Regions from separate parts of the Homo sapiens genome. Here region 2 is linked to region 1. A link is a contact called in ENCODE Hi-C or POLR2A ChIA-PET data. All regions are on one chromosome and are shown on one strand. The core of a region is the stretch at or near the end of the contact, and the rest is flanking DNA. Distances in the headings are between cores, read along the strand shown. Region 1 holds the start of ADNP (activity dependent neuroprotector homeobox). Region 2 has its middle 22 kb from the start of BCAS1-AS1.

Region 1 (3,356 bases), core at 278-2,777:
TATTATCACTATATGGAATCTAAGTATATCTAAGAAAAACTAAACTTAAACTTACTTTGCTTATTTCATATTAGTTTTTATCTGTCTTCTGCAGTGTGTAATTAGATTCTTTAGTTTTCTGAATCAAATGCTTTGCCCCAACCCCTTTTTCCACGACTTTTTTCAGCTGTTTTCCCTTGAAATACTGACTTGGCTTTTAAAGATACATTTTATCACAATTGCAGAAATGTGTTGTATAAAAGTTTGTTAAACAGGGCTAACTGAAGTCTTAGATGTTGAACAGCTATGTGTAACCACAATTTATACTACTTGCAGCGAACTCAGATTATTTTCGGATGTTAAGTATGGCTTGAAACTATGTTAACTTGAAATGTAAAGAAACAGCAAAAGACAGGTGTATTTACCTAAAGATCACATATTAAGGAAACAGGCTTGGTTAATTCCTCACTATTGACATCTATTACTTGTCAATACATTTAACCAACCAATGATACTTTAAATCATAATGTTACTTTGAACAACCTACTTTAAAAGGTTGGTTCAAAAATGTTGAGGAGATAATGTATTGGTTGGGATTGACCTAAATTTACAAAGCAACCATGTGCTGTCTTATGCTACCCAGATTGTGGGAGCACCAAAAGCTATGTCCCTAGGACTACAAAGTGTGTTGTTTAAGGATCTTGCAGAGAGCCAATGCCCCTATTGGCAACATCACTTCTCATCCTTAAGTTTCACCAGTTGGGTGGCCTCAAGGCACTAGGATTCCCATTTTTTTTTTTATTCAGGTCAGAGAAGAGTCCATCACTGTGACTGGGAAGAATGTCAAGTCACAGGGTAACGGCGGACCTTAATAAAATCTCGGCCCCTCTGCACCGAATACCCCACCAGGAAGGGCTAAGGCATCCATGGGGTTGTGTCTCATCTCAAGTCGCTGTGTGAAGCACGAGGCCCTCACACCTCATTTAAGGCAGGAGGCGTCAGGGGCGACCGGCCAGGTGTCCCGGCGCCTTCCCGCCGCTTCTCAGCCGTGGAAGCGCGGGCATCTGAGCACGTGGAGCCGCCCCAGGCCGCCCCGCACACCCCTCCCGCCAGATGTAGTCCAGGCCCAGCTGGGCCCGCGCAGGGATCCCCAGCACGGCCACCTGACTGAGTGCTGGGCGTGCTGCGGCCCGCTGCTTCTGCCTCCGCCGCCGGCGCTGCGGCCAGAGGAAGGCGCCCGCCGAGCACACGGGCCCCGGGAGCGCACTGCGGCCATTATCCGCGGCGCCTCCTAGTGGGTCAATGGCAAATCCGCCTGGTTCTCGCGAGAGCTCCCCCCTCAGTGGGGATTATATAATTTCCCTCAAGCGGGGGTGGGGGTGCTGAGAGCACCCTCCCTCAGGAAAAGTTAGGTGCAAGCAGGGGTGGGAGTAAGAGGAACCCCCCCTGGGGAAAAGGGGGTTAGGGGTGCTGTCCCCACTGCCCCCCCCTATTTAGCTGGACAATGAGTCCTCTTATGCTAATGAGGCACTTACGTCACTTCCGCTCTTTCTCGGCCGCCATTTTGGCTAGGGCAGGTTCGGGGACTCGGTCCGAGGCGCTTGTATTGTCTGCTGAGGGGAGACGCGGGATCAGCCCCCTCCCCCGCCCGTTGCCGCCGCCGCCTCCGCCGGCCCGGTCTCCCCTCCGCCGCCCGCCGGGATCCATGAGCTGAACTCCCGCCCCCCCCCCCCCGGCCGCCGCCATCTTGTGCCCCCTCCCCCTCCCGCAGGCAGCGCTAAGGGGGATTTTGGCGTCTTCTCAGACACAGCTCCCTCTCTCGGTCCCCGCTGCTGAGGAGCGAGAGGAGCGCGGCCGCCGCCGCCCGCGCCGGTGAAGCCGCCTCTCCCACACCCTCCGTCTCCTCCCTCCGCCCCTCCTTTGTCTGCACCGCTCGACGACGCCGCCGCCGCCCGCCGCTCTGCTGCGCCCGCCGCGCCCCCCGGCAGCACCCGCGGCCGCGGCGCGAGCCGGAGTCCGCCGAGCCGGAGCGCGACGAGGCCCCGGGCGCGCCCTCCCCGCTGCCGCCACCGCCGTGCCGCCGCCATCCGCCCGCCGCCGCCGCCGCTGTCCGGCCCCCGAGCACGCCGGCCCCGCGCGCGCCTCGAGGCCGAGTCAAGGTAAGCCCGGCGCCGCCGCGCGCGGACCCGCGGCCCTGCCCTGCCTGGCTTCCCGACCCCGGCCCGCGCGGCCGCCAGTGCAGCCTGGCCCCGGGCGCGGGCGCATTGTTGTTCGCATCGCCGCCCTCCAGCCGCACACACGCTCCTTTGCACACCCCGGCGCCGACGGGTCCCCCGTCCCGGCACGGACCGCTACCCGACTCTGCTCCGGAGGTCCAGGCGCCTCCTCCTGCAGCCCGACCCCCTTCTCCGCCCTGTGAGCCCACCGAGGCCAGCACTCTGCCTGGCCGCCCGGAGCTTTTGCAGCTAAGGGCATCTCCCCCAGCCAGAACCGAGCTTCTCCCATCCTGGAACTAATCCCGTCCGCCCCCCACCCCCAAAAGGAGCCCCCCCACGCACACCCCCATGCCTTGAACCAGCCTTCTGCCAGGTCTGCCCACCCTTACCTGGGGGAGGGGGGACGGGGTTGGGGGGGGCGGGGAGCATGCATGGCATGGAGTGAGTCTTTGCCTCCCCTGTGCAATCCTTCTTCCCCAACCTGCCAGCTTTCCTCTTATCCTGACCACAGTTCACCACCATCCCTTTTCCCCAATCTCAGCTGCCTGGTCAGCACCTCTTTCGAACATTCTGAGCCCCAACTTTGCAGTAAGGTGGTAGAAAATGGAAATCCAGAGAGCTGCAAAAAGATTTTTTTTTAATGTAATGAATGGGGAGTAGTTTTGTGAACACACTCGTATTCACCTCTTCTTTCCTCTGGGAGGCCTGCCTGCCTTCCCCTCCCCCCCAACCTTGATCCCTGTCTGCTGGAAAAGGCGCGATTGCTTCTCTTCCTCTTCTGCCCAAGACCAAGACTCTAGGTCTGATATCCTTTTTAGCCACACACACACACCCCCCACACACGAAGTCTTCTTAATCTTCTTGAATTTACCAGTTACTCTGGACACTTCTTGCCATAACCCCATTTCACAGACAAAGGCTTAGGAGGGAAAAAGAACCAAACTGTTTCTGTGTTTGTCATGTTAATGATGTCCATCCCCACACACCCAGTTCCCATCCCTGATGCTTCTTGTGCCTGTATCTTGAACCTTCAGAATGAAAAAAAAAAAAATCTCTTGGATAGCTTGATACAGTTTCTTTAGAAATCTGCATTGTTGCTTCTGGTTTATGGCCATGGAGAAAATACCAGCCCCCACCCAAAATGCACCGCAGCCAAGTCGG
Region 2 (3,356 bases), core at 557-3,056, 3.0 Mb before region 1:
ATTCCTTAGAAGGCTCACGTCATCTGAATTCCATCTTATAATAAAAAAGAAATCAAGCAAGGTAGGGCCAGGCAGGGGCTAAATAAGAGCCTGAGGCAGACAGATAAGTCTTCAGTTGCAGAGTTGAAACTGTCACCGGTGATGATATAAACAGTTGTACCATCTGTGTGATGCCTTTATCAGGTTGGGGGACAGGCTCTGGAACCAGACCCCTTAGGTTCCAATTCAGGTTCAGCACTTACTGGATGCAAGTTAATTAAAGGTTCTGTACCTCAACATCCTTATTTGTAAAATGGGAATAATACTAAGACTTCCATTATACGTCTATGATGAGGATGAGATGAGTTGATACAGAAAAAGTACTTCCAGGAGTCTCTGGCCCACGGCAAGCACCAGTAAGTAGCCTCTCCTCTTTATCCCCAGTGCATCTTCTTCATCGTTAGTTAATTCGGCTGCTCTCAGCCCCCATGAAGTGGCTAGCACAGAGAGGCAGGACTGCAGGATGTCAAGGCTTCATGTTCAGATGGTCTTGGGTTCGCACTCCTTGCAGTGACAAGCTGTGTGACAGAACAAAACTACCTCTTTGTGCCTCGGTGGCCTCATAGATACCACCTCAATAATACCACATCATTATGGAAACTTTATGAAGGCTATATTAACGAATGGGTGCAAAATGCTCAGCTCAGTCATTTCTCAATAATAATGACTCTTTTTATAAACATCCTCACTCTTTTTTTTTTTTTTTTTTTTGAGACAGGGTCTTGCTCTGTTGCCGAGGCTGGAGTGCAGTGGTGTGGTCACAGCTCACTGCAGTCTCAACTTCCTGGGCTCAAGTGATCTTCCTGCCTCAGCCTCCTCAATAGCTAAGACTACAGGCACACACCACCATGCCTGGCTAAATTTTTTGTAGAGATGGAGATCTTGATTTGTTGCCCAGGCTGATCTCAAACTCCTGGCCTCAAGAGATTCTCCCGCCTTGGCTTCCCAAAGTGCTGAGATTACAGGTGTGAGACACTGTGCACAGTGAAACAGCCCCATTCTAATGATGAGAAACTGAGAAGCAAAAAGGTTAAGGATTAAGAACCTAAAGATGCAGAAATCCAGCCAGCGTGTTGGCTCACGCCTTGTAGTCCCAGCTACTAGGGAGATTGAGGCAGGAAGATAGCTTGAGTGCAGGACATTCAGGCAGCAGTGCGCCATGATGGCACCATTGCACTCCAGCCTGGGTGACAGAGCCAGACCCCATTTCTAAAACAAAAAAAAAATCAAATAACTAAAGATACAGAATTTTCAGCTTTTTCTGCAAGAGTGGTGCACCCTGAAGTATGTTATACCAAACACTGGTGGGATACAGAAGGGTATTCAGAGAGCTATCGGCAACATTATGTATTACTTTTTTTTCTTTTTTTTTTTTTTGTGGTGGAGTCTCGCTCTGTTGCCCAGGCTGGAGTGCAGTGATGCGATCTTGGCTCACTGCAACCTCTGCCTCGTGGGTTCAAGCAATTCTTCTGCTTCAGCCTCCCGAGTAGCTGGGATTACAGACGCACGCCACCACGCCCGGCTAATTTTGGTATTTTTAGTAGAGACGAGGTTTCACCATGTTGGCCAGGCTGATCTCAAACTCCTGACTTCAGGTGATCCGCTCGCCTCGGCCTCCCAAAGTGCTGGGGTTACGGGCATGAGCCACTGCACCTGGCTGTATTACTTTTAATAGTTGTGTATTTTCATGAACACATATATACTTAAGGGTGGAGGGTGGGGTGGGGAGAGGATGGAAAAACTACCTATTCGTACTATACTTATTACCTGGGTGGCAAAATAATCTGTACACCAAAACCCCATGACACACAATTTACCTATATAACAAACCCGCACGTGTACCCCTGAACCTAAAAAAAAAGTTTAAAAAAAGCATTCTTTAAAAAAAAAAACGGTATGTATTTTTTTCACAGTTTCTATCTGTGGCAAGAAAATCAGCCTCCCATTTACCATAGTGACATAAAGTTTCCTTTTTATGTCAGTGTAGTCAATATCCAAATAATGAAAGAAAAATCTTAAGTCAACACTAAACAAGGCAGCAAGAGATATGGCAAAAATCATGAAGTTCATATGTGAGCAGCGGCATGAGAGACACTGTGGTAGACCACATCTGGTGATTCAAATCGCCCAGCAAGATGGTCAAGGGGCCCCTTCAAGGGTTGCAGACAGTGACAGTCTTGTGATTCACTCCCACGTTCTTCATAAGTGAATCTTTCCTTTCTCTGGGTACACATTGACCTATTCCTTCATGAATTTCTTAACCACAAATTAGAACCATGTTATGACCGTCTTGGTCTCCAATTTTTCATCTTTCCTAACTTCCCCCTTGATGTCATTAACTGGTGTGTGTGTGTGTGTGTGTGTGTGTGTGTGTGTGTGTGTAAAAGACAGAGAAAGAAAGGCTGAGGGAGAGAGGGAGAGATGCTTGTGAACAAAGACCATACATGCCTCTCTTGTTCACACCACCTGCTTCAATAATGGACATGTGGGAGTGGCTTAATAGTGATCGTTTACCGTGTGCTATGCATGCATGATTGTTTCTAATCCACCCAGCACTTGGCAAGGCAGATAGTATCACACTACGATTTTTACAAATGAGGAGGAACTTGAGGCTTACAGGGGTGAGGTGGACCCAAGTGGAAGCAGCTAATGTGACAATATTAGAAGTTGAACCTGGGTAGCCTAAACTTAGAGCCTAGATCTAAACCCTTACCCCATTGTCACCCACTTTAAAAGATGCCAGGGAGAGGAGGGGAGGGGAGGGGAAGGGAGAGGGGAGGGGAAGGGAGGGGGAGGAGAAGGGAGGGGAAGGGAGGGGGAGGAGAAGGGAGGGGAAGGGAGGGGAGGGGAGGGGAGGGGAGGGGAGGGAAAGAGAAGGGGAAAGGGAAAGGGGAGATAGAGGCAACAATATTATTTTTATTTTTTATTTTTTTGAGACAGAGTCTTGCCCTGTCACCCAGGCTGGAGTGCAGTGGCACAATCACAGCTCACTGCAACCTCTGCCTCCTGGGTTCAAGTGATTCTCCTGCCTCAGCCTCCCAAGTAGCTGGGATTACAGGTACCCACCACCATACCCAGCTAATTTTTGTATTTTTAGTAGAGATGAGATTTCACCATGTTGGCCAGGCTGGTCTTGAACTACTGACCTTAGGTGATCTGCCCACCTCAGCCTGCCAAAGTGCTGGGATTACAGGCATGAGCCACTGCGCCAGGCCAATAATATTGTTTTTAAGCTACCTAACTAAACTTCCATGTCTTGGGTTCTCTTTTGCACTAAGCATTGGACAGACATCATCTCTATTCCTCATCTAAAATCT

Evidence for each region. A loop is a pair of places that touch in the nucleus more often than their neighbours do. ChIA-PET counts read pairs that join two places held with the same protein, here RNA polymerase II (POLR2A). Pooled maps may share reads with other maps.
Region 2: a loop to region 1 is called in a pooled map, with 10 times the contacts of the local background. The contact joins the enhancer-like site here to the promoter of ADNP in region 1. A Hi-C loop is called at or near these places in 1 of 37 single-sample maps with no recorded cell type and 2 of 50 pooled maps. POLR2A ChIA-PET finds 5 or more read pairs at or near these places in 1 of 52 experiments (activated B cell).

Annotation. Positions count from the first base shown.
Region 1 is chr20:50,929,608-50,932,963 of GRCh38, reverse strand. It overlaps ADNP (activity dependent neuroprotector homeobox), which reads left to right and starts at 1,527. Exons shown (of 6, transcript NM_001282531.3): 1 at 1,527-2,138. It overlaps ADNP-AS1 (ADNP antisense RNA 1), which reads right to left and starts at 1,980. Exons shown (of 3, transcript NR_110009.1): 1 at 1,910-1,980; 2 at 1,515-1,589. RefSeq lists silencers at 1,039-1,218, 1,082-1,269, 1,569-1,788, 1,939-1,988, 2,129-2,308 and 2 more and enhancers at 1,369-1,488, 1,908-2,698.
Region 2 is chr20:53,892,286-53,895,641 of GRCh38, reverse strand. No RefSeq gene overlaps it. Among named protein-coding and RNA genes, the nearest start is that of BCAS1-AS1, 22 kb to the left of the region's middle. Within about 2 kb of position 1,806, at least 7 of the 41 ENCODE cell types and tissues checked have a DNase peak (open chromatin) inside an H3K27ac peak, as active enhancers do.